Regions from separate parts of the Homo sapiens genome. Here region 1 is linked to region 2. Evidence: read pairs that join two places in POLR2A ChIA-PET (ENCODE). Cell type or tissue: PC-9. All regions are shown on one strand. Links, peaks and the distances in the headings refer to the core of each region. The heading gives the core; the rest is flanking DNA. Region 1 overlaps ADAMTS12 (ADAM metallopeptidase with thrombospondin type 1 motif 12). Region 2 overlaps SLC45A2 (solute carrier family 45 member 2).

Evidence for each region. ChIA-PET counts read pairs that join two places held together with the same protein. Peaks named below come from ENCODE experiments on the same cell type or tissue, not always from the same donor. Only the 100,000 strongest peaks of a DNase experiment are listed, where the experiment ranks them.
Region 1: POLR2A ChIA-PET joins it to region 2 with 8 read pairs; 2 of 35 experiments call an interaction of 5 or more read pairs at or near these places.

What each region holds. Positions count from the first base shown.
Region 1 is chr5:33,853,100-33,869,891 of GRCh38, reverse strand. The region is part of intron 2 of ADAMTS12 (ADAM metallopeptidase with thrombospondin type 1 motif 12); the gene reads left to right. Among named protein-coding and RNA genes, the nearest start is that of ADAMTS12, 30 kb to the left of the region's middle. In PC-9, for the core only: no CTCF peak of the experiment used is centred there; a DNase peak (open chromatin) is centred at 10,491; H3K4me3 peaks cover 418 bases; H3K27ac peaks cover 2,863 bases.
Region 2 is chr5:33,963,267-33,980,058 of GRCh38, reverse strand. SLC45A2 (solute carrier family 45 member 2) reads left to right here. Exons shown (of 7, transcript NM_016180.5): 3 at 16,043-16,368. It also overlaps the pseudogene PSMC6P3. Among named protein-coding and RNA genes, the nearest start is that of SLC45A2, 13 kb to the left of the region's middle. RefSeq lists an enhancer at 1,171-2,063. In PC-9, for the core only: CTCF peaks have their summits at 9,792 and 10,006 (motif pointing right); a DNase peak (open chromatin) is centred at 10,048.

The DNA.
Region 1 (16,792 bases), core at 5,566-13,565, 110 kb after region 2:
CATGCCCTAGTCTCCTGCAGCGCCCCCAGGTATATTAGGATTAGGAAATTCCTGCCTAGTAAATTTTAGTCAGACCAGTTGTCTGCTCTCAAACCCTGTTTCCTGATGTTTATCAGTGACAATGTGTGCCCAGTGGGACATGGATCTTCATTAGCAATTCTAGTTTTGCCCTGACCTTGTGATCTTGCTCTGACCTTCTGCCTTGTGATATTTTATTGCCTTTGAAGCATGTGATCTCTGTGACCCACACCCTATTCGTACACTCCCTCCCCTTTGAAAATCGCTAATAAAAACTTACTGGTTTTGCGGCTCAGGGGGCATCACAGAACCTGCCAACATGTGATGTCTCCCCTGGACACCCAGCTTTAAAATTTCTCCTTTTCTCACAGCTCCTCTAGTCAGTGCCCTAGTGGGGACCCTGTGTAGGGTTCCAGCCACACATTTCCCCTCTGCATTGCCCTACCAGAGGATCTCCATGAGGGCTCTACCCCTGCAGCAGACTTCTGCTTGGACATCCAGGCATTTTCATACATCCTCTGAAGTCTGGGTGGAGGTCCCCAGTCCTCAGCTATTGCCCTCTGTGCACCTGCAGGCATAACACCACGTGGAAGCCACTGAGGCTTACAGCTTGCATCCTCTGGAGCAGTGGCCTGACATATGTCTGGGACCCTTTTAGCCATGGCTGGAGCTAGAGTGGCTGGGACACAGGGAGCAGTGTCCCAAGGTTGCACAGGGCAGTAGTGCCCTGGGCCTGGCCCACAAAACCATTCTTTTCTCCTAGATCTCTGGGTCTGTGATGGAGCAGCTGCTGCAGAGGTCTCTAGAATGCTTTTGAGGCACTTTCCTCATTGTCTTGACTATTAACATTCAGTTCTCTTTGCTTACACAAATTTCTACAGCTAGCTTGAATTCCTCCCTCAGAAAGTGGGTTTTTATTTTCTACCACATGGCTGGGCTGCAAGTTTTCCAAACTTTTACAGTCTGCTTTCCTTTTAAAAAGAGGTGTCCAATATTTTGGCTTCTCTGGGCCACATTGGAAAAAGAAGAATCGTCTTGGGCTACACATAAAATACACTGACACTAATGATAGCTGATGAGCTAAAAAATTTTTGCAAACAAATGTCATAATGTTTAAGACATTTTAGAAATTTGTGTTGGGCCACATGTGACCAATGGGCCATGGGTTGGACAAACTTGCTTTTAAATGTAAATTCCAGTTCCAAGTCATTTCTTTGCTCACAGTATAAGCATAGGTTGCTAGAAACAGCCAGGCCACATCTTGAACATTTTGCTCCTTATAAATTTATTCCACCAGATACTCTAAATCATTACTCTCAAGTTCAAAGTCCCATAGATCTCTAGGGCAGGAGCACGATGCCTCTAACCTGTTTGCTAATGTATAACAAAAGTGACCTTTGCTCTAGTTCCCAACAAGTTCCTCATCACCATCTGAGACCACCTTAGCCTGGACTTCTATGTCACTATCAGCCTGGATTGTCCATATCACTGTCAGCATTTTGGTCACAGCAATTTAACAAGTCTCCTGGAAGTTCTAAACTTTTCCTCATCTTCCTTTCTCCTTCTGAGCCCTCCAAACTGTTCCAACCTCTGCCTGTTATCCAGTTCCAAAGTCACTTCCACATTTTCAGGTATCTTTATAGCAATGACCCACTTCTAAGTACCAATTTTCTATATTAGTCCATTCTCATAGTGCTATAAAGAACTACCTGTGACTAGGTAATTTATAAAGAAAAGAGGTTTAATTGACTCAGTTCCATAGGCTGTACAGGAAGCATGGCTGGGGAGGCCTCAAGAAATTTACAATCATGGTGGAAGCCAAAGAGGAAGGAGGCATATATTACACGGCCAGAGGAGGAAAGAGAATGGAGGGAGAGATGCTACACACTTTTAAATACCAAATCTCATGAGAACTCAACTCCCTATCATGAGACCAGCAAGGAGAAAATTTTTCCCCATGATCCAAATCACCTCCCATCAGGCCCCTCCTCCAACACTGGGGATTACAGTTCCACATGAGATTTGGGCAGGGACACAAATCCAAACCATATCAAACTTAATATTACATTTGACTTAGTATAATTGATAAAACAAGCAGATAAAAAAATTCTGTAAGAATCTAGAAGATTTGTGCATCACAATTAATAATTTTAACTTGTGGACATATATATAACAGTACACCCAACATTGCATAATTTTTGTTTAAAAACTTTTTATATATGTGTGTGTGTGTTTGTGCTGTGTGTGTGTGTGTATTTTTATTTCAATAGCTTTTGGGGTATAAGTAGTTTTTGGTTACATAGATGAATTGTATAGTGTTGAAGTCTGAGATTTTAGTGCACGCATCACCCAACTAGTGTACACCATCCAATATGTGGTTTTTTTTATCACTCATCTCCCTTCCAACCTCCCACTTCTGAGTCTCCAAAGTCCATGATACCACTCCATATGCCTTTGATTATCCATAGCTTAGCTTCCACTTATAAGTGAGGTCATACAGTATTTGGTTTTCCATTCCTGAGTTACTTCACTTAGAATAATGACTTTTAGCTCCATCCAAGTTTCTGCAAAAGACATTATTTTCTTCTTTTTTATGGCTGGATAGTATTTCATGGTGTATGTATACCACATTTTCTTTATCCATTTGTTGGTCAGTGGGCACTTAGGTCGGTTCCATGTCTTTGCAATTGTGGATTGTGCTGCAATAAACACACGTATGCAGTTGTCTTTTTTATATGATGACTTCTTTTCCTTTGAGTAGATACACAGTAGTGGGATTTCTGGATCAAATGGTAGATCTACTTTTAGTTCTTTAGGAAATTTCCATACTGTTTTCCATAGAGGTTTTACTAATTTACATTCCCACCAGCAGTGTATAAGCATTGCCTTTCACCACATCTTTCACCACACCTATGCCAACATTTATTTATTTATTTTTTTTTTACTTTTAAATAATGACCACTTTTGCAGGGGTAAAATAGTATCTCATTGTAGTTTGAATTTTCATTTCTCTGATAATTAGTGATGTTGAGCATTTTTTCATATGTTTATTGGCCACTTATCTTCTTTTGAGTAATGTCTGTTCATTTCATATGCCCACTTTTAGATGGGGTTATCTTTTTTTCTTGCTGATTTTTTTGAGTTCCTTGTAGATTCTGGACATTGGTCTTTTTTAGATGCATAGTTAGCAAATATTGTCTCTCATTCTGTGGGTTTTCTATTCACTCTGATGATTATTTATTTTGCTATGCAGAAGCCATTTAATTTAATTAGATCCTACTGATATATTTTTTGTTTTGTTGCATTTGCTTTTGGGGTCCTAGTCATAAATATTTTGCATAGGCCAATGTTCATAAGAGTTTTTCCTAGGTTTCTTCTACAGCTTTTATGGTTTCAGGTCTTAAATTTAAGTCTTTGATCCATCTTGAGTTGATTTTTGTATAAGGTGAGAGATGGGGATCCAGTTTAATTCTTCTATATGTGGCTCTAGAGTTTTCCCAGCACCATTTATTTATTAAACAGGATGTCCTTTCCCCAAGTTTTATTTTTGTATTTTTTGTCAAAGATCAGTGAGCTGTAAGTATTTGGCTTTATTTCTGGGTTCTCTATTCAGTTCCATTGGCCTATGTATCTATTTTTATAACAGTACCATGCTCTTTTTGTATCTATAGCCTTGTAGTATAACTTGAAGTGAGGTAATGTGATACCTTTGCCTAGGATAGCTTTGGATATTCAGGCTCTTTCTTTGGTTCCATATGAATTTTCAGATTGTTTTCTAATTCTGTGAAAAATGATGTTGGTATTTTGATAGAAATTGCATTGAATCTATAGATTACTTTTGCAGTATGGTCACTTTCATGATATTGATTCTTCTAATCCATGAGCATGGGATATGTTTCTGGTTGTTTGTATCATCTGTGATTTCTTTCAGCAGTGTTTTATAGTTCTCCTTGTAGAGCTCTTTTATCTCATTGGTTATGTGTATTTCTAGGTATTTTGCTTTTGTAGCGATTGTTAAAGGGATTGAGTTCTTGATTTGATTCTCAGCTTGGTCGTTGTTGGTGTATAGCAATGCTACTGATATTTGTACATTGATTTTATAACCAGATACTTTACTGAATTTGTTTATCAAATCTAGGAGTCTTTTGAAGGAGTCTTTAGGGTTTTCTAGTTATACAGTCATATCATCAGTGAACAACAATAGTTTGACTTTCTGTTTTCTGATGTGCTTTATTTCTTTCTCCTGCCTGATTGCTCTGTCTAGGACTTCCAGTAGTATGTTGAATGGAAGTGGTGAAAGTGAACATCCTTGTCTTGTTCCATTTCTCAGAGGCAATGCTTTAAACTTCCCCCCCTTCAGTATGATATTGACTGTGGGTTTGTCATATATGGCTTTTATTATTTTGAGGTATGTCCATTCTATGCCTCGTTTGTTGAGGGTTTTTATCATAAAGCAATGCGGGATTTTATCAAATGCTTTTTCTGTATCTATCAACATGATCATATGGTTTTTGTTTTTATTTCTGTTTATGTGATATATCACATATATTGACTTCCATCGTCCCTACATCCCTGGGGTGAAATCCACTTGATCATGGTGTATTATCTTTCTGATATACTGTTGGATTTGGTTTGCTAGTATTTTGTTGAGGATTTTTGCATCTGTGTTCATCAGGGATATTGGTTTGTAGTTCTTTTTATTATTATTATTATGTCCTTTCCTGGTTTTGGTATCAGGGTGATACTGGTTTCATAGAATGATTTTAAGAAAATTTTCTGTTTCTCAATCTTTGGAATAGTTTCAGTAGGATTAGCACTGATTTTTCTTTGAATGTCTTATAGAATTAAGCTGTGAATTCATCTGGCTCTGATCTTTTTTTTTTATTTAATACTTTAAGTTCTGGGATACGTGTGCAGAATGTGCAGGTTTGTTACATAGGTATACATGGGCCATGGTGGTTTGCTGCACCCATCAACCTGTCATCTACATTAGGTATTTCTCCTAATGCTATCCCTTCCCTAGCCCCCTAACCCCCTACAGGCCCTGATGTGTGATGTTCCCCTCCCTGTGTCCATGTGTTCTCATTGTTCAGCTCCCACTTAAGAGTGAGAACATGCGGTGTTTGGTTTTCTGTTCCTGTGTTAGTTTGCTGAGAATGATGGTTTCCACCTTCATCCATGTCCCTGCAAAGGACATGAACTAATCCTTTTTTTATGGCTGCATTGTATTCCATGGTGCATATGTGCCACATTTTCTCTATCCAGTCTATCATTGATGGGCATTTGGGTTGGTTCCTAGTCTTTGCTATGGTGAATAGTGCTGCAATAAACATACATGTGCATGTGTCTTTATAGTACAATGATTTATAATCCTTTGGGTATATACCCAGTAATCAGATTGTTGGGTCAAATGGTATTTCTGGTTCTAGGTCCTTGAGGAATCACCACACTGTCTTCCACAATGGTTGAACTAATTTACACTCTCACCAATGGTGTGAAAGCATTCCTATTTCTCTACATCCTCTCCAGCATCTGTTGTTTCCTGACTTTTTAATGATGGCCATTCTAACTGGTGTGAGATGGCATCTCATTGTGGTTTCGATTTGCATTTCTGTAATGACTAGTGATGATGAGCTTTTTATCATATGTTTGTTGGCTGCATAAATGTCTTCTTTTGAGAAGTGTCTGTTCATATCCTTTGCCTACTTTTTGATGGGGTTGCTTTTTTCTTGTAAATTTGTCCTGAGTGGTATTACCTAGGTTTTCTTCTAGGGTTTTTATGGTTTTAGGTCTAACATTGAAGTCTTTAATCCATCTTGAGTTAATTTTTGTATAAGGTGTAAGGGAGTGGTCCAGTTTCAGTTTTCTGCATATGGCTAGCCAGTTTTCCCAACACCATTTGTTAAATAGGGAATCCTTTCTCCATTGCTTGTTTCTCTCAGATTCATCAAAGATCAGATGGTTGTAGATGTGTGACATTATTTCTGAGGCCTCTGTTCCATTCCATTGGTGTATATATCTGTTTTGGTACCAGTACTATGTTGTTTTGGTTAGTGTAGCCTTGTAGTATAGTTTGAAGTCAGGTAGTGTGAAGCTTCCAGCTTTGTTCTTTTTGATTAAGATTGTCTTGGCTCTACGGGCTCTTTTTTAGTTTCATATGAAATTTAAAGTAGTTTTTTCTAATTCTGTGAAGAAAGTCAATGGTAACTTGCTGGGGATAGCATTGAATCTATAAATTACTTTGGTCAGTATGGCCATTTTCACGATATTGATTCTTCCTATTCATGAACATGGAATGTTTTTCCATTTGTTTGTGTTATTGTTTGTGTCCTCATTATTTCCTTAAGCAGTGGTTTGTGGTTCTCTTTGAAGAGGTCATTTACATTCCTTGTAAGTTGGATTCCTAGGTATTTTATTCTCTTTGTAGCAATTGTGAATGGGAGTTCACTCATGATTTGGCTCTCTGTTTGCCTATTATGGATGTATAGGAATGCTTGTGATTTTTGCACATTGATCTTGTAACCTGAGTCTTTGCTGAAGTTGCTTATCAGCTTAAGGAAATTTTGGACAGAGACAATGGGGTTTTCTAAATATACAATCATGTCATCTGCAAACAGAGACAATTTAACTTTTTCTCTTCCTATTTGAATACCCTTTATTTCTTTCTCTTGCCTGATTGCCCTGGCTGGAACTTCCAATACTATGTTGAATAGGAGTGGTGAGAGAGGGCATCCTTGTCTTGTGCCGGTTTTCAAAGGGAATGCTTCCAGCTTTTGCCCATTCAGTATGATATTGGCTGTGGGTTTCTCATAAATAGCTCTTATTATTTTGAGATACGTTTCATCGACATCTAGTTTATTGAGTGTTTTTAGCATGAAGGGGTGATGAATTTTATCGAAGGCCTTTTCTGTATCTATTGAGATAATCATGTGGTTTTTGTCGTTGGTTCTGTTTATGTGATGGATTATATTTATTGATTGCATATGTTAAACCAGCCTTGCATCCCAGGGATGAAGCCGACTTGATCTTGGTGGATAAGCTTTTTGATGTGCTTCTGGATTTGGTTTTCCAGTATTTTATTGAAGATTTTTGCCTTGATGTTCATCAGGGATATTGGCCTGAAATTTTCTTTTTTTGTTGTGTTTCTGCCAGGTTTTGGTATCAGGGTGATGCTGGCCTCATAAAATGAGTTAGGGAGGATTCCCTCTTTTTCAATTGTTTGGAATAGTTTCAGAAAATGTGCTACCAGCTCCTCTTTGTGCCTCTGGTAGAATTAGGCTGTGAATCCATCTGGTCCTGGGCTTTTTGTGATTGGTAGGCTATTAACTACTGCTTCAATTTCAGAACTTGTTACTGGTCTATTCAGGGATTTGACTTCTTCCTGGTTTAGTCTTGGGAGGGTGTATGTGTCCAGGAATTTATCCATTTCTTCTAGATTTTCTAGTTTACTGTGTAGAAGTGTTTATGGTATTCTCTGATGGTAGTTTGTATTTCTGTGGGATCAGTGGTGATATCCCTTTTATCATTTTTTATTTGATTTTCCCCTATTGTGTCTATTTGATTTTCCCCTATTTTCTTCTTTATTAGTCTGGCTGGTGGTCTATCTATTTTGTTAATCTTTTCAAAAAATCAGCTCCTGGATTCATTGATTTTTTGAAAGGTTTTTCATGTCTCTATCTTTTTCAATTCTGCTCTGATCTTAGTTATTTCCTGTCTTTTGCTAGGTTTTGAATTTGTTTGTTCTTGCTTCTCTAGTTCTTTTAATTGTGATGTTAGTGTGTCGATTTTGGATCTTTTCCTCTTTTTTCTGTGAACATTTAGTGCTGTATATTTCCCTCTAAACACTGCTTTAGCTGTGTCCCAGAGATTCTGGTATGTTGTGTCTTTGTTCTCATTGGTTTCAAAGATGTTCTTTATTTCTGCCTTTATTTCGTTATTTACCCATTAGTCATTTGGGAGCAAGTTATTCAGTTTCCATGTACTTGTGAGGTTTTGAGTGAGTTTCATAATCCTGAGTTCTAATTTGATTGCAGTGTGGTCTGAGAGTCTGTTTGTTATGATTTCTGTTCGTTTGCATTTGCTGAGGAGTGTTTTACTTTCAATTATGTGGTCAATTTTAGAATAAGTGCAATATGGTGCTAAGAAGAATGTGTATTCTGTTGATTTGGGGTGGAGAGTTCTGTAGATGTATATTAGGTCTGCTTGGTCCAGAGCTGAGTTCAAGTCCTGAATATCCTTGTTAATTTTCTGTCTCATTGATCTGTCTCATATTGACAGTGGGGTGTTAAAGTCTCCCAATGTTATCGTGTGGGAGTCTAAGTCTCTTTGTAGGTCTCTAAGAACTTGCTTTATGAATCTGGGTGTTGCTGTATTGGGTGCATATATATTTAGGGTAGTTAGCTGTTCTTGTTGCATTGATCTCTTTACCATTATGTAATGCCCTTCTTTGTCTTTTTTGATCTTTTTTGGCTTAAAGTCTGTTTTATCAGAAACTAGTATTGCAAACCCTGCTTTTTTTCTTCCATTTTGCTTGGCAAATATTCCTCCATCCCTTTATTTTGAGCCTATGTGTGTCTTTGCATGTGAGATTGGTCTTCTGAATACAGCGCATTGATGGGTCTTGACTCTATCCAATTTGCCAGTCTGTGTATTTTAATTGTGGCATTTAGCCCACTTACCTTTAAGTTAATATTGTTATGTGTGAATTTGATTCTGTCATTATGGCGTTAGCTGATTATTTTGGCTGTTAGTTGATGCAGTTTCTTCATAGTGTTGATGGTCTTTACAATTTGGTATGTTTTTGCTGTGGCTGACACCGGTTTTTCCTTTCCATATTTAGTGTTTCCTTCAGGAGCTCTTGTAAGCCAGGCCTGGTGGTGACAAAATCTCTCAGCATTTGCTTGTGTGTAAAGGATTTTATTTCTCCTTTGCTTATGAAGCTTAGTTTGGCTGAATATGAAATTCTAGGCTGAAAATTCTTTTCTTTAAGAATGTTGAATATCGGCCCCCACTCTTCTGGCTTATAGGGTTTCTGCAGAGAGATCCACTGTTAGTCTGATGGGCTTCCTTTTGTGGGTAACCGGACCTTTCTCTCTGGCTGCACTTAACTTTATTAAGGTTAAAATGAAGATTGAAACTTCATTTCAACCTTGGTGAATCTGATAATTATGTGTCTTGAGATTGCTCTTTTCAAGGAGTATCTTTGTGGTATTCCCTGTATTTCCTGAATTTGAATGTTGGCCTGTGTTGCTAGGCTGGGGATATTCTCCTGGATAGTATCCTGAAGTGTGTTTTCCAACTTGGTTCCATTCTCCTCGACACTTTCAGATACACCAATCAAACACAGGTTTGGTCTTTCTACATAGTCTCATATTTCTTGGAGGCTTTGTTCATTCTTTTCCATTCTTTTTTTCTCTCATCTTGTCTTCACACTTTATTCATTAAGTTGATCTTCAATCTCTGATATCCTTTCTTCCACTTGATTGATTTGGTTATTGATACTTGTGTATGCTTCACGAAGTTCTTGTGCTGTGTTTTTCAGCTCCATCAGGTCATTTATGTTCTTCTTTAAACTGGTTATTCTAGTTAGCAATTCCTCTAACCTTTTTTTAAGGTTCTTAGCTTCCTTGCATTGGGTTAGAACATGCTCCTTTAGCTCAGAGGAGTTTGTTATTACCTAACTTCTGAAGCCTACTTTTGTCAATTCATCAAAGTCGTTCTCCATCCAGTTTTCTTCCCTTGCTGGCAAGGAGTTGTGATCCTTTGGAGGAGAAGAGGCATTCTGGTTTTTGGAATTTTCAGCCTTTTTGTGCTGGTTTTTCCTCACGTTTGTGGATTTATCGACCTTTGGTCTTTGATGTTGGTGACATTTGGATGGGGTTTTTGTTTGGATGACCTTTTTGTTGATGTTGATGCTATTCCTTTGTGTTGGTTAGTTTTCCTTCCAACAGTCAGGCCCCTCTTCTGCAGGTCTGCTGCAGTTTGCTGGAGGTCCACTCCAGACCTTGTTTGCCTGGATATTAGTAGCAGAGGCTGCAGAACAGCAAAGATTGTTACCTGTTCCTTCCTCTGGAAGCTTTGTCCCAGAGGGGCACCCACGAGATGCCACCTGGAGCTCTGCTGTATGAGGTGTCTGTCGACCCCTGCTGGGAGGTGTTTCCCAGTCAGGAGGCATGGGGGTTAGAGAGTCACTTGAGGAGGCAGTCTGTCCCTTAGCAGAGCTTGAGCACTGTGCTGGGAGATCCACTGCTCTCTTCAGAGCCAGCAGGCAGGAATGTTTAAGTCTGCTGAAGGTGTGCCCACAGCCACCCCTTCACCCAAATGCTCTGTCCCAGGGAGATGGGAGTTATATCTATAAGCCCCTGACTGGAGCTGCTGCCTTTCTTTCAGAGATGCCCTGCTTAGAGAGGAGGAATCTAGACAGGCAGTCTAGCTACAGTGGCATTGCTGAGCTGCGGTGGGCTCCGCCCAGTTTGATCTTCCTGGCAGCTTTGTTTACACTGTGAGGGGAAAACCACCTACTCAAGCTTTAGTGATGGTGGATGCCCCTCCCCCCACCAAGCTAGTCCATCCCGGATCAACTTCAGACTGCTGTGCTGGCAGCGAGAATTTCAAGCCAGTGGATCTTAGCTTGTTGGGCTCTGTGGGGATGGGATCTGGGGAGCTAGACCACTTGGCTCCCTGGCTTTAGCCCCCTTTCCAGGGAAGTGAACAGTTCTTTCTTGCTGGCATTCCAGGTGCCACTGGGGTATGAAAAAACTCCTGCCGTGAGCTCAGTGTCTGCCCAAACCGCCACCCAGTTTTGCGCTTGAAATCCAGGGCCCTGGTGGCATAGGCACCTGAGGGAATCTCCTGGTTTGCGGATTGTGAAGACCATGGGAAAAGTGTAGCATCTGGGCTGGAGTGCACCGTTCCTCAAGGCACAGACCCTCACGGCTTCCCTTGGCTAAGGGAGGGAGTTCCTTGACCCCTTGTGCTTCCCGGGTAAGGTGACACCCCATCCTGCTTCTGCTTGCCTTCTGTGGGCTGCACTCACTGTTTAACCAGTCCCAATGAGATGAGCTGGGTGCCTCAGTTGGAAATGAAGAAATCACCTGCCTTCTGCATTGATCTCACTGGAGCTGCAGACCAGAGCCATTCCTATTTGGCCATCTTAACCAGGTCTCAAGTTTTTTTTGTTGTTGGCAATTTCTTTTTTCTTTTCTTTTTTTTTTTTTGAGATGATGTCTTGCTCTGTGACCCAGACTGGAGGGTAGTGGTGTAATCTTGGCTCACTGCAGCCTAAACCTCCTGGGATCAAGCAATCCTCCCACCTCAGCCTTCCAAGTTGCTGCGACTACTGGTGTGCAACACCACACCTGGCTAATTTTTAAAATCTTTTGTAGAGATTGGGTCTCACTATGTTGCCTTGGCTGGTCTTGAGTTCTTGGGCTCAAGCAATCCTCCCACCTTGGCCTTTCAAAGTGCTGGGATTATAGGCGTGAGCCAGCACACCTGGACTTGTCCTTTTCTACTGTAAGCATTTTGTGCTTTAGCTTTTCCTCTCAGCATTGCTTTTTCTGTGTCTTACAGTTTTGATATGTTACATTTTGATTTCATCTAGTTCACTGAAGTTTTTAATTTGTTTGAGACTTTTTCTTTGACCCATGGATTATTTAGAAGTGTCTAGTTTGCAAGTGCTTGGAGGTTTTCCTGTTATCTTTCTGTTATTGAATTCCATTTTAATTTCATTGTAGTCAGAGGACACAGTTTATATTATTTCAATTCTTTTAAGTTTCTTGAAATTTATAGTTCCATCTTGAAAAGAATGTGTGTCTTGCTGTTGTTGGAGAGAGTGTTTCATAAATGTTTTATTAGATACTGTTGGCTGATGGTCTTGTTGAATTCTTTTACTTTACCCTAGCTGATTTTCTGTCTAGTTGTTCTGTCATTTTTTGAGAGATAGAAGTATTGAAGTCTCCAACCATAATTGTGAATTTGTCTATTCATCCTTTCAGTTCTATCAGATTTTCTTCACATATTTTGCATCTCTGTTGTTTGATGCATATACATTTGGGATTGCTATACACTTAGGTCTTCCAGGTGAAGCGACATGGTTATCATTGTATAATGTTTATCTCTGTCTCTGGCAGTTTCCTTTGCTCTAACGTCTAACTTAGTCTTTAAGAGGCAGAAGTAAATATAATTCCAATTTTTTGTGTGTTTCTCAAGGAACATAAGAGAGGTTTCAGTTCTAACTGAACTTATCAAATTCCCTTTGCTTTGGAGCTTCAGTTTTTTTTCTTTTCCAGCCTTACTGATGTATAATTGACAAACAAAAATTGTGTATATTTAAGATGTACAACTTGGTGATCTGTTATACATATATATGTAATAATAACCACAGTCAAGTGAATCAGCATATTCATCACCTCATATTAATTACCATTTTACCATTTTCTTTTTTTTTTTTGTGATGAGAGCACTTAAAATCTACCCTCTTAGCAAATTTCAAGTATACACTTCAGTATTGTTAACAACAGTCACATTGTTTTACATTAGATCTCTAGAAATTAATCATCTTACATAACTGAAACTCTGTACCCTTTGTGCAACATCTCCCCATTTCCCGCTTCCCCCAGGCTCTGGCAACCACCATTCTACTCTCTGCCTCTGTGAGTTTGACTATTTTGGTTCCACATATAAGTGAGATCATGCCGTATTTGTCTTTCTGCAGCTGCCTTACTTCACTTAACGTGGCATTCTCCAGGTCCACCTATGTTGTCACACATGACAGGTTTTCTTTCGTTTTAAAGGCTGTGTAATATTTTATCACACATATACACACGTGTACATGTATTGAATTTCTTTATCCATTTGTCTGTCAGTGGACATTTAGGCTGTTTCCATATCTTGGCTATTGTGGATAGTGCTGCCATAAACGTGAGATTGCAGCTATCTCTTGAAGACAGTGATTTCAATTCCTTTGGGTATATACCCAAAAGTGGAATTGCTGAATCATATGGTAATTTACTTTTAGTTTTTGAGGAATTTTCACACTGTTTTCTGTAATGGCTGTACCAATCTACATTCCCACCAGCAGGATACAAGGGTTTTCTTTTCTTCGCATCATGGCCAAACTTGTTATCCCTGGTCTTTTTTATAATAGCCATTCTGACAGGTGCAGGGCTATATCTAGTGGTTTTGATATGCATTTCCCAGATATTTAGTGAAGTTTTCCACCTTTTCATATACGTATTTGCTACTTGTATGCTTTTTTTTTTTGAGAAATCCTTTAAAATTTAGAGATGGGGTCTCACTATGTTGCCCAGGTTGGACTTGAACTCTTGGGCTCAAGTGATCCTCCTACCTCAGCCTCCCAAATGGCTGGGATTAAAGGTGCAAATCATCCCACTGGCTGCCACTTTTTCTGGAGGGGCTACCTTTTACAATTTCACCTGCCTTCCCTGCATGACTTCTTGCAATTTGCACAAATATGTGTGACTATAAGAGTCATATAGCCCCTTACCCATAGGATTTGGCCCAGCTTTATGTTCCCAGATGACAATCACCCAGGACACAATAGTCCATCACCAGCATGTTTTCCAAAGCCTGAGTTATTTAGTCTCAAACAGCAGTGCAGGGAGGTTTTGCGGGGGATGTGTGTGTATTATTCAACAGATCCTTTTCCACTGAGCTACAGCAGGTCCTGACCAATTCTCTATCCAGTCTCTCCTTTGATTCAAGGTGAAGAATAAGTCTGTGTCTATTTCTCGAAATCATTCAGGTTTTGCTTCTATCTCCAGTGAAGAACTGTTTGTGCTGGAATACAAGTTGGGAGGCCTTCTCAAGAAGACACAATTATGCTGGGTACAGTGGCTCATGCTGGTAATCCCAGCACTTTGGGAGGCTGAGGCAGGAGGATTGTTTGAATCCAGGAGTTGGAGACAAACCTACACAACGTAGTGAGGCATCATCGCTACAAACAAACAAACAAACAAAATAGCTGGGTGTGGTGGCGCTTGCCTATAGTCCCAACTACGTCGGAGGTTGAGGTGGGAGAATTGCTTGAGACTGTGGTTGATGCAAGGCTGCAATGAGCTGTGATCATGCCACTGCTCTCTAGCCCGGGCAATAGAGCAAGACCCTGTCTCAAAAACAACAACAACAAAAAAGATACAATTATATAAAGACTCACATTCTATAAATATGCAGAGAAAAAAAACATTTCTCCCATACAAATATGCAAAACTGCAGTGACACATTTCTGCTGAAATATAAACCCAGTAGTCATGTTCGAAGGCAAACATGACTCGTTTCCCTGTTTAACCACCTTTACATCGAGATGAAGACAATTTTTATTTTAATCACCAGAACAAATAGAATGTCTGCTCCAAAAAGAAATTTAATCTTCCTTCTTTTAACATGTAGGACACCATGGAGCTTTGGAATAGCTTTCCAGCTTCTAACCAGCAAGGAATCAATTTGTCCTAGGATATGCTGTTATAATAATTTGAACTTGTTAAACTTCCTTAGATTCTAATTTCCAGAAATGCAAGGATTAAGCATTCTCTCTGTTTAGCTGTGTGAATGCTACAAATGAGGATTAGTGACATTTAAAATGTGTGCCATCTGATGGTGCCTCCATTGAGAGAGGGGACATGCCTCATACCACGTTACTCTTTTAAGTGCAGTTCAGTTCTTGGCCCAGATGGAAAATTCTGCTGGTTCCTTTTCCATACAATCAAAGAATGTGACCGTTTCTGCCCTCTTGTTCTTGAATGCTGTCTAAAGCCTGGGGTGATGTAGCTGAGGAATGAAATCTACTGGCAGAGCTGTGTGGGAAAACTTGCCCAGTGAGGCTTCTTGCCTTGTTTCCTGATCCGGAACTTTGTGGCTCACTGGCAGAAATCACTGATTTGAGTTGCAGGATGCCTGTGTGTCAGGGTTTGTTGTCCCTCACCAGGGGGAGGGAAATAAATGTTCTGCTTATCCCCTGACTCTGCCCCCCAGGATGAGGAATTCTCTCTGACCTCTGACCTTTGGGGGTTGCCTGGTAAGACCCATGCTTACTCAGACATGAGACTTTGGAATGGGGCCTCTGGCTGGCGGAAATTCCTCCTGTCGCTATCAGTGCTTTGTGCTGCAGCCTCATAAATAGGAATGGTTTTTTCTCCCCCTCCCTCCCTTTTTGTCTTTCTGCTTACTTTTCAGTTCATCAGGTTTATTTTGTGAGTTCCCATCATGACCAATTAGAGATGGGAGGGATAGAATTGAAGAACCTATGTTTTAAGAAGCAGCATTGTTTTCTTCTTTCTGCTGGGTCTTGAATCAGCAGACCTTCCTATGGTCTAGGGATGGTACAGGAGAAGGAATGGAGAATGATCTCTGCTATTACTGGGGAAAGAGGCCAGATTCTCTATTATAGGGTTAGTGACTTGGCTTAAGGGTCTACACAAATGCAGCCCACAGATGTTACTCCCTTCTGGTGTTTATCTCTTCTGGAGACTTTACTTTGAATCTCTTCTCTGTTTTCATTACATAAACTGAAGACTAGGTGTCCAGAGCCTCCCTCCAGATATTCATGGATTAATATTTCTGTTCTTTTTGACCGAATATGAATCACAGGTAGGGAGCTTAAATATTAAAGAGAGCTAATCCCTTTTGAAAATGTCCCCATTGATTTACAGATATTAATAAGGACTTTGAAAAATGGGAAAACAAGAGGCCTGGTTTTTATGTCCTGTAACTGAAAAATTGTTTTACTTGGTCATTGGAGGTGATCTTTCAGTATAAGATGACTGATTTATTTTTAACCAGACAACCCATGTGGAGGCTTGACATATTTTGCATAAAGGGCAATTCCACCGAATTTGGGAGTTGGAGGAGCTGAGCTCAAGTCCTAGCTCGACTATGCACTGTGTTACTTTAGACAAGACTTTGCCTCTTTAGAGCTGTTACTTTGGATGAACTGGATCCTTGCAGCCCAGGGACCAGCAGGATTGGCATCACCTGAGGGCTTGTTAGAAATGCACATTCTCAGATCCTCCCCTGGTCAGCTGAATTAGACCTAAATTTTAACAAGATCCCCAGGTGATTTGTATGTGCATTAAAATTTGAGAAGCATTGACCCATTAAACACAGACACTAATTCTATTTGAGTTCACCCTTTTATGTCTTGCATCCTTGTGGCAAATTGTTTGTCGAAAGCCTAATGATGCTTAAAACAGTAGCAGGGAATGATGCTGCTCTAATCAATGTTGATGGGTGAAGGAGTGGAAGAGGAATCTTAGACAATGTGATTCAGGAAAAGACTGAGAAGATACATGGGAACTTGGAAGCCAAAAAAGATGGGTCATTTGGCCAAATGTACCCATTCATTGTCATCCTTTTCTGCTCCCCTATTCTCTGCTGTGTTGCGTTATGTTCAAATCTGTGTCTTTGGCATGGATAGCTCTTACCAGAAAAGCTGCTGGTTCTTCTCATGCTCTTTAATTCTTGTCTGCTTGATGAGTGTGCCAAGCAATAATCTCTTGTTTTGGTGTTTTCATCTAAGCTGTTGAGAAGAGACAGGCTTTCTGGGCCACAGAAGGGCTGGGACAGACAATGACAGCTAGCATTGTTGATGGTTTTATTCCTATCTCAAGGGGATGGACCTTGTTGATTCTAAGTTTAGGTCAAGAATGAAGAGACCTTGATGTTATAAATATTCTCTTAAGAGATTGTTAGTGTGGAGTTTTCCAAGGTGGTGATTAAAATCTATGTGTAACAGGGCAGTGGCAAAACAAGAATTAGG
Region 2 (16,792 bases), core at 5,677-13,676:
CTTTTGAACTCGATATTAAGAGTTTATTGATCTACAGGACATTGGACAATGTGGCCACCACTTCCCAGCTTACAATTGTATTAGATGTGGCTAAAAGACCCATGCTTTGCTGCCTTGACATTAAAAGACAAAACTCTGTGTTAGGGAAACTTTTCCAAGGCCAATACATGATAGTATTGTAAACCAGAATTAAAATTCTAACCCCCAGCTAACTGAAGGACCCTTCCTCTCGGCCAAGGTCATCCTAAAGTAAATCTGAAATACTAGTTTAGGCCATGATGGGAATGGGTGGTTGGACATGCCTCATTATACCTCTGTCCCTTTGGAATTCAAGCACAATTGATCAGCATTAACATTAAAGCAGAGACTTTAAAACTGACAAAACAGACTGTTTGTAGCAATTAGGTATTAACATGATAACATAGCAGGCCCTGAAAGAAATAGAAGTATTTCACCCCAATATACATTTATTTGATATATTTTGAAATGGCCCTGAAAAGCTGTCTCTTATGGGGAAAATCTACCTTCTGTACTCCTCACTCTTCCCTTTCCAGTTATTTTCCTGATTTAGGATAGAATTAACTAAAGTATCTGGCACCTTTTTAAGTCTGATAGGAAACGTTTACAGTCTATTCTCTCTGAAGCCTGCTACATGGAGGCTTCATCTGTATAATAAGAACCTTGGTTGCCACAACCCCTTATTTTAACCCAGACGCTCTCTTCTATTGCTTCCAAGTCTATAGATAACTCTTTCAACCAATTGCCAATCAGGAAATCTTTGAATCTTCCTATGACCTGGGAGCCCCACTTTGATTTGTCCTGCCTTTCCAGACCAAACCAATGTACATCTTACATGTATTGATTGATGTCTGATGTCTCCCTAAAATGTATAAAACCAAGCTGTAGCCCTACTGCCTTGGGCACATGTTTCAGGATCTCCTAGAGCTGCGTCACAGGCCATGGTCTTCATATTTGGCTCAGAATATATCTCTTCAAATATTTTACAGAGTTTGACTCTTTTCATTGACAGTATTTTTATGAGTTTCAGACAATATATCCCTTTTGAGATTTTCTGTTGATATTAGTATATGGTATGGTGCCAGCAAACATCAATAATTTTAATATTACCTTCATTCAGGCTCTTAGTACATCTCATCTGAGCTTTAGTACTGTTGATGGAAAAAAATTAAAATATTTGAAGAAGTTTATTCTGAGCCAAATATGAATGACTATGGCTTGGAACACAACCTCAAGAGGTCCTCAGAACAGTTGCCCAAGTTGTTTGAGTTATAGCTTGGTTTTATATATTTTAGGGAGCTAGAAGTTACAGGCAAAGATATAAATCAATAAATGTAAGGAATACATTGGTTCGGCCCAGAAAGTTGGGGCACCTTGAAGAGGGGGGCTCACAGGTTATAGGTAGAGTCAAAACTTTTTCAATTGGCAATTGATTCAGAGTTAAGCTTTGCCTAAAGAGTTGAAGTCAACAGAAAGAAATGCTTGAGTTAAGGAGGATTGTGGAAGCCAAGGTTCTTGTTATGTAGATGAGGCCTCCAGATAGCAAGTTTCAGAGAGAATAGATGGTAAATGTCTCTTTTTGAGTCTTAGAAGGTGTCAGGCTCTCTAAAAAAAAACTGGTAAGGGAAGGAGGTTCTCTACAGGAAAAAAAATCCCCCACAAAAGATGGCTTTGCAGGGCCATTCCAAGATATATCAAAGAAATATATTTTGGGTAAAATGCATTAATTTTCTTCAGGGTCTGTTATCTGTCATGTGATGGTATACCAGAGTCAGGTTGGAATTTGGCATCCTATTGCTATGAAGAGTGTTTTGTATGGCAGTCTTAAGATCTCTATTTTAATGTTAATGCTGGTTAATTCTGTCTAAACTCCAAAGGGAAGGGTTATAACAGGGTATGTCCAACACCTCCCTTCTCATCATGGCCTGAACTAGGTTTTCAGGTTTCTTTGGGATCCTCTTGGCCAAGAAGGGTGTCCACTCAGTCAGTTGGAGGCCTTAGAATTTTATTATTGGTTTGCAGTACTCATCCTTTAACTGTTCTCCAGTCTCCAGTTTCTTCCCACTCCAATTGAGCCAACTGATAGCTTCCAGATTCATATTTTTAAAAGCCAGCCGTGATCAGGACACTTTCCTGCTTGATGAGCTTCAGTGGCTCCCTATGTGCCTCATGGGTAAATAATATTTTCCTAGACAGAGGTTCAAAGCTGCCACAATCTGTTCCCATCCTACTCTCCAAGCTTTACTTCCCATTACTCCTTCCACATTCTCTGTGCTCTGAATAATTTTTCATCATGTTTCCAGGAGCAGCGGGCAGGTCTGTTTTATTCCCTGCATCCCTCACTCCTCTACCACTGCCTTGCATATTGTAGGTGTTCAAAATAAATACCAATGGGACAAATGAAGGAGCCAGCCCTTCCTTCTTCAGGTTCTGGGTCTTTGCTCACATCGAAAGTTTCTTTCTCCTTTTCTGCCTGTGGAGATCAAAGCTGCTTGGAAATGCTCACTCATTTTCTAGGAACAAGGGCCCTCATTCTCTTCGAAACTGCAGGTATACTTAATTTCTAACTTGGTCGGGGACTAGATCCACAAAATAATCAAAGCACAAAAGTTTATTGAGTAGATGAACATGAAGGTGCCAGTGAGGTAGATAACTCCATCAGGAAGAGACCATTGAGGCTGCAGTTGATCACACATACATCCTGAATTTTCATCTCCTCCTGGGGCCTTTATGGTCTGTTTGGGCTGCCATGCCAGAATGTCACTGACTAGGTAAACAGAAATTCATTTTCCCACAGTTCTGGAGTATGGAAATCCAAGATCAAGAAGCTGTCAGGGTTGGTTTCTGGTGAGGCCTCTCTTCCTGGCTGGCAGACAGCCGCCTTCTTGCTGTGTCCTCATGTGGCCTTTCTTCTGTGCACCTGCACCCTCACTGTCTCTTCCTTTTCTTACATGAACACCAGTCCTATTGGATTTGAATTAGGGCTCCACACTTACAGTCTCATTTAACCTTAATTACCTCTTTAAAGGCCTTGTCGACAAATACAGTCCCATTGAGGGTTAGAGTATCAACACAGGAATCGGGAGTACAGGGACACAATTGAGCCCATAATTGAGCCCTTTCACTTTTACCCTTGTTGCCGCTGAGTCCAGCTCCTGAAGCTTGGATGGGATGTGGATGGAGCACACATGCTTTTCTCTCTCTTCCCTCCTCCCCAATCCCTTTTGTTTTCCTTCTTTGCATAATGAAGATATTCTAGAATTTTCAAATAAACAAGAAAAACACAAAAGGTCTTTTTGTGTTCATAAGAGCAGTTATGGAACTGGAGTATTGTGTTCCAATCTAGCTGTTCTCAGGTTCTCATGCAGAATGCTCCCTTTAAGATCTTCTAAAATCCCTCCACCCCTGTCCTGCAGGGAGGGGAAAAAAATCTCCCCCACCCCCCTCACCCCTCCAACCTCCACCCCATCCTTGGAGGGAGGGGCAGTTGGTGGCAAAGGGAAAGTTGGCTCACACCCTGAGGAAAACATTTTACCACCTCCCAGCTTAGATAAACAGTCCAGCCCTAAAGGGCTACTTTCTTATGTCTCTTTCTTGGCCTTTGCCATTTTCCACCTTCCATGTTAGTTATTTGAATACATTTCTAATCATACTCATTACACCATAAACTTCTTGAGGGAAGGGGGCTGTCCAGAGGTAACATACGTGTGAATGAGTGAGAGGATAAGGGATGTGTGAATGAGAGACAATGTTATATGCACTTTAATGATCTTTTTGGGGGACTGGTACTGCCACCCAAAAATCCAGGTTGATTTCCTTCAGCCCTTCCCCGTGTTCTCGGCCCCTTCCCTATCAGCACTTGGTATATGCTTAGGGAATAGAGTGATTAGGAAGGGGTTGTTTGCAAGTCACTAACGCCCACAAAACAGTGGCTTCAAGGCAGATGTTTATTTTTCTTATGTAACAAAAAGTCTGGGAGTACGTGTCTGCTGGCTTTCAGTGAGCTGCTAGATGTCAGAGCCAACAATTTAATGTTTCCTTGGCAGCTTTAAGGATGTATTGCCTCCTGGATGCAAGACAATTGCTACGGGTCCATAGCTCTTGTTTGTTTCAAGACAAGAGGAGGGGAGAGGAGGGTCAGGGAGAAGGAAGGGGGAATGGGGAAAGAGCCTACATTCACTCTTTAAATGAAGAAAGCAAATCTGCCCTAGAAACCTCCCCTCTCCCAGAGCTCTGCTTGTTTCTCATTAGGCAGAATTGGGTTATGTGAGCATTCAGTGGCCTAAGGAGGTTGAAAAGTGAGGGTTTTGCTGGGAGTTGGTCATGTATCTCCCTAAACCACATTGGGGTTTTATTAGCAAAAAGGAAGGAGCAATTACAATTGAATAGACAAAGCTGGTAGCTATCACATAAAATGCAAACACAGTTGAATGTTAGCTTAATAAGAATAATTAAAGACCAAGACTATTATAAGAAAATGAATTAGAGCTTTTAAAGTCCCATATATGAGTAAATAATTAAAGGATAATTATATTTTGGAGTGATATACATGCCTGCTCGCAATTTTACCTGATCTGCACATTTGTTCACTCTCTCCCCTGTATTGTAATTTACAAGGTATTTATCTACCCCTCCTGCAAGATTCGTAAACTCTCCCATGAGGGTTTACCTGCAAATTCCCCATGGCTTCTAATTCATTGCCTTGCTGTTAGCAGGCACTTAAACATGTTAGTTGTGTAAAAGGAGACCCGAGGGTTACATAACCCTGTTTATAATTCATGGTTTTAAATGACACGACAAATTGCATCAATTAGACAAATATGCTCATTTAATTACTTTGTCTCATGACCAGCACTGAACCCCGAACCTCAGCCGACTGTCTCCCGTGCATGTCTTTGCTCATATGGAAGCAGCAGAGGTTGTGTGGATGGCTCAGAGCAATTTCTTTCCCCAACTAGAAAAACAACTTAAAACATCTTCCTCTTTTAGGACAGTGCAGTGGAGTCTCTCACTTTGTTTAAGGCTTAGATTCTAAAGTCCCCAACTCAGTGACAATGACAATCGACATTATTCGTAAATATCTCTCAGATTACTCATAAAATACAATATGCTTTGTTTTGTGTGTACAAACCTGCACATATATATATGCAGATTTGTCTCTCCTTTAATGTTTACTCCTGAAATTAATAGAATTACCCATACTATTTAAAATGTTACTCTTGTCTTTCTTGCAATCTCTCTCTTTCTCCCTGTGTTCAAAGTGTGAATAGTTGAATTCTGGTGAGTTAAATGTGGGATATGTGATCCCACTGTGGTATCCTCACTCTGAATGAAAAACTGCATTAAAAGATGAGTGAAAATAACAAGCAGGGCCTTGTCCCTCTGCCCTGTCTTTGCATACATGCCAAACTTTTTGAATTTACATGCCCTTGACAAAGAGATAACTACAGCATTCCACTTGAAGCAAACGTTTTCCGGCAGAGGCATGTTCAGTGTCAGGGCCCATTTTGATTTTTCATCAACAGCAAAATATTATTCACCCAAGGAATCCAATCATCCCAGTAAACTGAAATTCTTTTTTTTTTTTTGTTTCACTGCTGTGGTTCTGTTCCAGCATTTCCAAATGCTTCATAAATAAGCATCCAAGGGTTCATTACCAAAATATTTCCCAGCATATTTCTGACATTTTTTTGGGATTTTCTAGAGAAAAGACTGTACTGGCTCCTAGGGAGACATTTAATTCCTCTAGCTTCTATCTTTCATATTTAAAGGCAACTCTATCCTCCTCCATCCCTGGCATATGTGGTAGCCATGGTAGGTTTGGTGGGTCCACCCGCATCTTCTCACCACACAGATCCTTCACTCCTGGGTGCACCTGAGGCTGTGGAACCGAGTGAGCTAACAGAGTGGTACTCACCAGGGAAGACTGGAAATCCTTTTGTGCCCAGGGAGTCTAACCAAGCGTATTTCTGCTACTTGAACCCAAGACTTTGCTGTTCTTAGCAGTGGGCTTTCTTGCTTGGCGGGAGGCTGGGATCAGGCATGACAGGAAAGGCCAGCCCTGTTCAGCTCCTGGTTCCTCCTATTCACTGCAGAGTAGCCTCAGCATTTCTGAGCTTTCTTCATTCCTTCACAGGCTTGCAAATCTCTGCACCATGTTAGTTAATAACCACCTTGCAAGGGTCACAGGCACAGCACAATGAACCATCTAAAGGATTTCATCTAACCCAAAGAGATGAAACGCCAAATGTTTATATTTACTTGATTTCCGCTATCCTCACTACGCCTGCAAACATTTTATTTGTAATGACTCAGTGAGAAACTTGCCCCATTACATCCTTGGAAGAAGAATGGGTAACTTGTCAGATATCAACTTCTTTTAACTTTTGTCTTTTAATACTTCAAAGTATGCACAAAAAATGCGAACATGCAACAAATGCTCTAAATAGCAAATAATTAAGGGCTAAGAAAAGAGTCTTAAAAACGAAATTGAAACAAGAGACTCTTTGACTAAACCTTTTACACAGAGGAAAGGAGTCACTTCATGTTTGAGACTGTTTTAACCTTTTCTCTTTTTCATCTTTAGATGAGTGGTTTTGTTTCATCAAACAAAACCTTTGAAGTTCCACCCATGGTAGACTTTCACATCTCCTCATTCAGGCAGCTTGGAAAGGATATGGCCAGGGCAGAAACCAAGGATACAGGGATTTCAGCTTGTGGATAAAAAGGGTGATTTATGCAATTTAGGGTGATTAAGTCTCCAAATTGCCATCTCTTTTCCATTCAAATGGGATCAACACAACTCTCAAAGAATCTCCAAGTCAGATTAGAGAAGTGGGAATCTGGGGGACTTTGTCCTCCCTGTTTCCTCTGCTCGAAAGTGCTTTCCCAGGTACCAATTGGCAGTTGGCTTTTGGCCTCCTTGCTTTGTTACTCTGATCGCAAACACACACCCCCAGCCCTGACTCCCATCACAGAGGTACCCATCATTACTTGACACTGTATTATTTTTTCATTTATTTATTTCTGTAGGTCTGAATCAAACAGATTTTATTCAACTTTTTAGAATGAGGGAAACAAATGATATAAAATAAGTCACAAAAATGCTTTCTTATCCTACTACCTCAAACCATTTTCAATGTTTTACAAAATGCTCACCTAGCAAATACGAAAAGTTTCAACACATTCTTCTCTTGTAACTTCTGCTGCAATAAATGCGATATTAGCAAACATACATACTTCCATATCAGTCCTAAAAGTTGGATTACTGAATTATTATACTAATTTGTATGATGTTACTCATATTTTTATTCATACACTTTTAATGAGATCATTGGCAATACGTATAGTATTTTCTTTAACTTCACTTTCACATTAAGCCAATGTCTTTTATATAGCCATCAAAAAGTAAATTACACAGGTTTATAGTTCAATTTAAGCTCTAGCGTCTTAGAATCAGCCACTTTCTAACCTTTCATGATGCCTTCCTGCTTTGCAAAACCATGATCAGCATGAATTGCAAACATACCTCCTTCAGTACAAGCATTTCTCAGGTCTCCTCCATTAAAGTCATCTGCAAACTTCACAATTACTCCATAATTAATTTCACCATACTTTGTAAGGGGACTTGCATGGATTTTCAACGTGTCTAATCTTGCTCGTTCATTTGGCAAATCAATATGTATTTTTTTCTATCTAATCTTCCTGGATGCAGCAAAGCAAGATCCCGTGTATTTGGTCTGTTGTATTTTAACTCTGCGCAGAGTATCAAATCCATCCATTTGATTCAGTAACTCCATTAAAGTTCTCTGAATCTCTCTGTCAGCTGAAGTACCCTTGGAAAACCAACAACCATCAATAGCATCTAATTCATCCATAAAAATGATGCATGGTGGATGGTCCCTGGCATAATTAAACATTTCTCTGATCCAATGAGCCCTTTCACCAATGTGCTTGTCTACAATAGAACTAGATACAACCTTTAAGAAATTGCAGTCCTGGCCAGGTGTGGTGGCTCACACCTGTAATCCCAACACTGTGGGAGGCCAAGGCAGGTGGACCTGGGCACCATGGTGAAACCCCATCTCTACAGAAGATACAAAAATTAGCTGGGTAACTGGGTGTGGTAGCTCTCACCTGTAATCCCAGTACTTTGGGAGGCCAAGGTGGGTGGATTACCTGAGGTCGGGAGTTCGAGACCAGCCTGGCCAATGTGGTGAAATCTCGTCTGTACTAAAAACACAAAAATTAGCCAGGCATGGGGGTGCATGCCTGTAATCCCAGCTACTCAGAAGGCTGAGGCAGGAGAATCGCTTGAACCCAGAAGGTGGAGGTTACAGTGAACCAAGATCACGCCACTGCACTCCATCCTGGGCAACAGATGAGACTCCGTCTCAAAATAAAAAATAAAAAATAATTAATTAACTAATTAAAAATTAGTTGGGCATGGTGGTGCACACCTGTGGTCTGAGCCACTCCGGAGGCTGAGGTGGAAGGATCACCTGAGCCTGGGAGATGGAGGTTGCAGTGAGCCAAGACCACAGTACTGCACTCCAGCCTGGACAATAGAGTGAGACCCTGTCTCCAAAAAACAAAAAAAAAGGAAAAAAGTTGCAGTCCAGCTGGCCAGCAATAGCTTGTGTGCCAAGAGTGTTTTTCCTGTTTATGGTGGTCCACATAACAAACAGCCTTTTGGAGGTATTATTCCTACAAGTTGGAATAACTGGGTTTGTAAGTGGTAACCCCTCAATTCCCACATCTATTCTGATAGCCCTCCAATCTCAGAATAAGAAACATCCCAGGATCCTCATGAGACATGTTATAAATCAGTGGCTCCACCTCTCTTGGTAAATATCTCATGATAGTTAGTGTAGCCCTATCCAAAGCAACTCTTGTTCCTGGCTTCAGCTACTTTTGTGAAGCTGTCGACGACAACTCCCAACACATCTTGGTCCATCTGCAGCTTTAACAATGAATTTTTCTTCAGTTAATTGTTTAAGCATGTTACTCACAATCTGCCCAACACTTTTTAGGGCCTTCAGATCATTTTCAGACTTTTCATACGGTTTGGTAAATTCTTTGAATTGTTCCCTTAGCTCCTTAAGATGGTGCCCATCTCCATGCACTCTGGCAGCTTCTTGCTGTAGTCCTGAAATATCTTATCTCTAGGGTCCACCATGATGAGAAGTGCTATTTGTTTATTGTTTATTGTCTGTCTCTCTAACCATCACATAAACTCCTCAAGTACAAGAACATTGTGTTTCCTGTTCATTGACCACCACTATCTTGAATAGTGCTTGGAATATGGAAGGTGCTCAAAAAATATTGGTGAGATGGATATTCAGTTTTAACATCTTAATTTTATTAATGATTAAGCTGTGTTGTTGAGAGGTAAAGTGGCTAACCCAAGGTCACACAGCTGGTTAGTGGTAGACTAGGGGTAAAACCAACCAACCAACCAACCAACCAACCAACAAGCCAGTCAGCCAACCAGCTAACCAAAGATGTGGTTCATGAGTTAGTCTGGATTCCTCTAAAAGTTGAACCCCAGAGGTTTGTATACAGATAGTTTATTTGGGAAGGGATTCTAGAGAGCAAGAGTAAGGAAATGGTGGACAGGAACAGGCCAAACAATAAGCATTACAGAGCTGGCTCTGAGGAGGCTTAGGAAGGGCACCAAAGAACTCTCCATGTAGGGGATGAATGAGGGAAGATTAATCCAGTCTGTACTGACTGACTAAGGGTGGTACCATGGGTTTTGTAAGCCCTGAACCCCAGCTGTTTCTGTCTTCCCTCAGTTTAGGCACCATCCAGATGCACCTGTCCAGTGCAAAGCTGGCCGGAGCTGGCTTAGATTTGGTCACTGCAGCAGCTGCTGGAGCAAGGGAGGCAGGTGGGGACCGAGAAGGTTTGCAGTGGCTCACAGGGGCTGTCTAACTCAGCTGATGACTTCTAGTCTGCAGCTTTTTCATTCTAGCATTTGTGCCCTGTGCTCCCTGGTCACCACTAGGAGGAGTTAAAGCATTTTGCAAAACGCTTCACGGTGTGCTGAGCCATTACAACTTAGAACTGGAAATATTAGTTCTGTAAACTTTAAGAAAGCTCAAGACAGCCATAAATGGCTCCAGAACGAGGCCAATTAATGCCTGACCTCCTGCACAGCCTTTTCTTCCTGGGATTCTTACTGCCTCCATGGGGTCTGACCAGGAAATGAGGCACCTATCTTCTTGCTCTTGGATCCCTCAAGCCTTCCAGGGGAGGCTCTGCTCCTCTCTTCCCACCCTCCAACTCTAGCTAGGCCCATCAAGCAGGCAGCAAGACCATCGCCGCCTAAGGGATTTACCAATATGTGTGCACCCATCATGAATGCTCTGTCTAGCCTGGGAAGCCTGGTTCTTAAAGCACATTTTCTAATGAATCTACTCTCGATGCCTTCGCAGCCTAAGGGCTTTCGGAACTCTGAAGCAAGACAAACCATTCTTATTTCTCTGCTCTCTACTGTTACATACTGTCCTCAAAGCAACGAGGCATCCTGGCCCAGCTTAAATGTGAAAGAAGGGCCCAATGAGAGAAAGGGATGCCAGGATTAGAGGTAGGTGGATGGAAACAGTGAGCAATATTTTAAATATATTATCTCAGCATCTTTGAAGAGAAAAGTTGCTTTGTAAACCTAAAGAAATATCAGATCAGCTTGTCTGGTCAAGCTGGTCTTTGACCAGAGCATATGTATCATTTTTTTTTTATTTTAATTTAAAATTTTTTTTTTCTTTTCATTGGGAACACAACACATGTATCATTTTGACTGCTTTTTCTGTACTCAGCCTCCAAGAGGGCAGAGGTCATGTCTGTCTTGCTCATTGATGTATCTCAAGTGTTTAGCACAGTTCCTGGTGAAGATAGGTGCTCTAACAATTTCTATTGATAAACAAATGGGTCAAGGACACCACACACACACACACACACACACACACACACAGAGAGAGAGAGAGAGAGAGAGTAGCTGGTACTTATGTTAACTGTCCAGGATTTAGTATGTACCTGGTGGGAATAAGTAGGAAGCATGCACCTAATCTGACACTTTCATTGCTATTTTTTTCAACATGTAGAAAAGAATCAGAACGACTTTCTCATGAACCCCATGGGAAGATGGGAGTTCTTTAGTCTGTCCTCCTTCAGAGGTAAAGTAGCAAACAGCACATAGCTAGCTCTCATGACTTGAGCTGTGTCAGCCCTGGTGCTGAGCTTGCCAAGCCACACACCTGATGCCTGCAGGCAATTACAGGCAGATGGTAGGTGCAGAGTTTGATTTAGATGGACTCTCTTGAGTTTCCTTTCATCCTTTAGATTCCTTGGTACTGACAGTTTACCAATTTCCCATTTTACCTGTCATAGTTGTGGACTAAAGACAATTTTTTACATATTTCTATATATTTGGACTTCTTCCAGTATGGGCCACTGTTCAAGTTGCATCATTAGTTATGAAATATGACATCTGTCTTCTAAAGCCATTTATTCTGCTGAGTTTGACAACACAGCCTGGCTTGGTGAGGAAGGGGCCAGCTGGACCACTTCTGGCCCTTCTTTGTAAAAGCTTGTTATCTAATGTGGCAGCAGATGTCCTCCGAATGCTCTGGCTTATGGCTTGCCCAATAGCCTGGTGATTGATTCCAGTGGCCTCACAGAGGCTGATTTTGGCAGCAGAGGTAAATACAGTCTGGATGTAGGTGTGGGAGGTGGTAAAATGGTAAAACTATCAGCCTTTATCATAGCGCAATTAGGTTTTGTTGGGGAGATTGTCTTTGAAGATAAAACCCTTGGCTTAAGAAGAAGAAGCAAAAGAAAGGCCTTTAATGAATTCCTGCAGCCCTCTACTGGCCCTCATCATATCTGAGGCAGCAAATAGATAAAGTTTAAATATTTTTTTCCAGTGTCTTAATATTCTGTTAGGATAATTCCCCCAGTGGCCCACTTTGCTTTCCTGGCATGTCGTGTTGTACTATTCTAACTTGCAGCTACAACTACTTCAAAACAGTAGCTTTGGGACAAATAAGACAGTTCTTCCCTTTTTTTTTTTTTACCCCCTTCCCTAAGATAAGAGAGTGCTAATAATTCTCTAAGTTATAGATTATGTCAAGGTTTTAAATTAACACATTAATAAAGGAACCAATGGGGAAGATATAAGAAGAGTTTCCCCCAGGTTCTTGCAGGAAATGTGTGTGTGTGTGTGTGTGTGTGTGTGTGTGTGTGTGTGTGTGTGTCTAGCAAAATAAAAAATGCTAGACTAAATATGAACCTGGTTAACCTTCTACAAGACAAGGGGTTATAAAAGTATAACCCCTCTGTAATACTTTTGGAGTAATTTCCCTACCAGGCAACAAAAACCCTATTCATATCTGCAAACTACCTTAATTTTACAGGACTGCAAATCACTGTGCTTTATCAGTTATGAATTGTGGGTCAAATATCCTGTGACAACAAAGTACCATTTCTCAAGAAAGGAAGTTAGTTAGAAACTGCTGTCACCTGGCCACTCAAAAGAGTGATGCTTGGCCCAGCAGCATTGGTGTCAGTGGTGAGCTTGAAAGAAATGCAGAATCTCAGGCTCCACCTTAGACCTTCAGAATCAGAACTTGCATTTTAACAAGGTGCCCACATGATTTGCGTGCACATTAAAGTTTAAGAAGGCTGCTCTAGAGGAATATTTTAAAAGTCAAGCAGTTGCAATTTTTACACTTTCCAAGTTTGAGATATATTTTACTTTCTTGATACTTGCTACATGCCACAATAGGGTCAGGGGTAAGCCCAGGTCTCAGCCCTCAGAATAATCCATTAGTTCTAATCACTGGGCCTAAAATGACTAAATCCTTTCAGCAAGTTCCAGGCAGGCTGCCTTCAGCCAGTTCAGTGCAGTAGCTATCTTCTGCTTCTAGGGGAGGCTTTGGAATTAGGGTTACTATAGGAAGTCAGCAGGGAGCTCAGTTTTGGGTCTGGTTCTGCCATGGTATGTGCTGGGGCTTGACGTGGATTATTTGCATTAATCCTCACTAAATTCAGATGAGGAGGCAGCACCACCCTTGTTTCTCAGAGAAGTGCCCAAGAGCATGTGACTAGAAAGCACAAAGATAGGAATGGAAATCAGGCACGATTCCAAATCTCTTCTTCCCTCTGTGTGGTCTTCCATCACAGAGTCACTAAAGCTCATAGCTTTCTGATCTAACTCTTCAAATCTCCTTTTACATCCAAAATTTTTGAATTCATTGATATATTGAACTCTTATAACTTTCATTGCTAATGAAGAGAAATCCTGTCAGATTTACTAATAATCGACATCACCTTGTTACTATTAACTAGCACCAATAATGACTCTTTGAAACTCCTCTGTACTCTGAGTACCCAGCTCTGAGTTCTAGCTTATCATTTATTACTGTTTTGAAAGTAGCTTCTCCGGTGGCGGGCGCCTGTAGTCCCAGCTACTTGGGAGGCTGAGGCAGGAGAATGGCGTGAACCCGGGAAGCGGAGCTTGCAGTGAGCCGAGATTGCGCCACTGCAGTCCGCAGTCCGGCCTGGGCGACAGAGCGAGACTCCGTCTCAAAAAAAAAAAAAAAAAAAAAAAAGAAAGTAGCTTCTCCCATTATGTGCTTCTCCCACTTGAAACCACCTTCTGGGGAAAAAAATGGGAAACTGTGTCTTTTTTATGTTTATATCCCCAGAAGTTTGTAGAGTCATTTACATATATTTAGTGTTCGATACATGTTTATTGAACTAAAGTAAACCAGTAGACATGCAACTGCATCAGGAAACTCCCCAATTGTAGGACTCCATTTTCCAAATTAGTCTCTAATACAAATCCATCATTATATGCATATCCTTATATTTTTTCCATAAAATAAAACTACCATTCCATTGCACAGTGGAGGATTTATTTCACATATCAATTCTTTCAAATGAGCAGGGGTCTTCTGCTCTATATTCTTCCAACTGAGGCAATGAGTAATGCTCAGTTGAACAAAAATTTGAAAGATAGAGGCATAAGTGATAAGAAATTGAATGGCAATGTGAAAACCCTTGATCTGTTTACAAATGATAGTTTCGAAAAAGGAATGTGTCTGTCATAGGGTTGACTTAGGTCAGGGGTTCTAAACTAGGGGCCACTTTTCAACCTCCTTCCCTCAGAGATATTTGGCAATATCTAGAGACATTTTTGGTTGTCGTAATGGGTTGGGGAGCAGACTTAATACATTCTTATTGGTTGATTGCTTGGCTTGACGCATGACTTCTGATACCTTCTGCCTCTCTACAATTGAATAGTCATTGTCTAATAATAACCAGAGGCACTACAAATCCCAGAACATTCTTCTGAATCAGTCGTAGAGTGTGGCTGTTTCAGGACCTTCTCTTTCTCTCAAATCCTGGGCACTTCACCATCATCTGTCCTTTATCTGTTTATGTATATGCTCATCACATATAACTAGGCCATAAATTTCTTGCTTCCAGAGACTATATGTCTTACTTCACTGTGCCCCATTGGCCACAGTTTCTTGTAATTCTGCCTTAAAACACTTCAGCATTCAGGACATGCTAATGATGCTTTATTTTTGGAATCCAATGATTAGATTGTTGGTCCTCCTTAAATAGGCTCTATGTTAAATTGCAACTAACCAGAATATGAAGTGACCAAAATTGTCTACTCTCTCACTAATTTGAATAAATTAGGATTCATGGTACTTGACATTCAGGTTTGTGTTCTTGAGGTCAGAGTTTATGTAACTTTAGATGTTTAGGGTTAGAGAGGAACTCCTTTAGTTCTATTTTCTTCCTTGATTCTCTAGCTTGTGAAGATATTGTCCTTATCTGAGAAATAAAATAGAGACTTCACTCATACACACACACAAAAAAAATCAAAAACAAAAATGAAAGCTGATCTGTTCAGCTAGATAAGTTGTGGTTGGTAGGCATGATGGGAGTTTGACGTTTAAAGAATTTTGACAGGAGGATCAGTCCTACATAAGTTTGTGACATATGTAGTGGATGTGTCCAGCACTCAACTCTTTAATTCCCTCGACATCCCATAATATGTCCACTGCCCCCTCCCCAACCATGCTATCTCCCCACCTTTATCAGAAGTCACTGATGTCTGCACCAGAAGGAACATCTGAGGAACAGTTACTACTTTGGTGCTGAGTAATTTCTTGCCCATACCAGGAACACGTGTATTTTAAAACAGAAACTCAAAAAAGGAATAACTAATAATGGGATTTTAAATATCAGATAATTAGGATTGAATAGATTTTGAGGAGCCTTTCCTCAGTATCCCTCAAGTGACACAATGTTTAAGCCTGAGAAGATAAAACAAGCACCAAAAAGACCTCAGGTTGGAGTCCTGGGAAACGATAATAGGATTTTTAAAAATTCATGTTTAAACTTTTGTTCTCATTATTTCCTGTTCCCAGCTATCAACTGGGAACAAGTACCTTGAGCTTCTAATAGAGGAAGAAAGACAGCTTTTGAGGGTGTTTCATCTTTGCAAGCTTACGTCATCCCAGGAAGCTTAATAATAAGAAACTGCAAGTCATTTAATTTTATTGCTGCCAGAAATTGGTTTTCTTTGGGGCTTTTTCTGGTCAGAAATTTAAGTTCAAAAGCAGTCTAGAGAATGCACTTTGGAAAGGTCACAGTATCTCTGATGGTAGCAATACTTAGTAAGCCCTTGCTATGTGTCTGGCCCCATCCTGAACACTTTCTATTTTCAAATCATGACCCTACTAGTAGGTTACTCTTTTACTATTACCTCCATATTCTGGGTGAGGAAGCCCAAGATCACAGCAAGTAAATGCTAGAGCCAAAACTTGAACCCACATTGCCTGGCTGTGTGTTTTTCAGCCTCTTGCTGTATTGCTTTTCCAATTATATCCAGGTTGCCTCTGCTGTCTTCAGGGAGTTTTCCCACTGAAGGGGAGTGTCTATGCATGAGGAAAATGAACGATAATTTGCTAAATATGCTAACATAGCTTTTCTTGCTTTCCAGGTTTTGGAGGTGCCCTGGGTTACCTTTTGGGTGCTATAGACTGGGCCCATCTGGAGCTGGGAAGACTGTTGGGTACAGAATTCCAGGTCATGTTCTTCTTCTCTGCATTGGTGCTCACTTTGTGTTTTACTGTTCATCTGTGCAGTATCTCTGAAGCCCCACTTACAGAGGTTGCAAAGGGCATTCCCCCACAGCAAACCCCTCAGGACCCTCCATTGTCATCAGATGGAATGTACGAGTATGGTTCTATCGAGAAAGTTAAAAATGGTTACGTAAATCCAGAGCTGGCAATGCAGGGAGCAAAAAACAAAAATCATGCTGAACAGGTAAAGATGCAACATTTTTTCTTTACAAGGGAAAATATTCTTGCTCTTTGTTGTTGTTGTTGTTTTTTTAATTGTTTGTTTTGTCTGTTTGACGAGAAGAGTTTCATGGGGTCTAACTGAATTCCCAAATCCCCCGTAGCTATCATCCCTTGGAATTAAAATTTTATATCTCAAAGAAAAATGTCTGCATTTTCCTCTGGTCCTCCTGTCTCTTACTCCTCTCAGGTAGCATCCAACCAGGGAAGATGAAGCCAGTTGAGAAAGGTTAGGCAACAAGAGAAGCCTAAAATCATCCTTAGGCCAGAAGAAATATCCCCTTAGATTAGGATCATAAATTAGAAATTTTTTCCTCCAAATGGTAGCATCCTTGGGTTGGTGACTGAGTTGGGCATATCGAATTTGCCTGTCATGAGTTGATTGGATA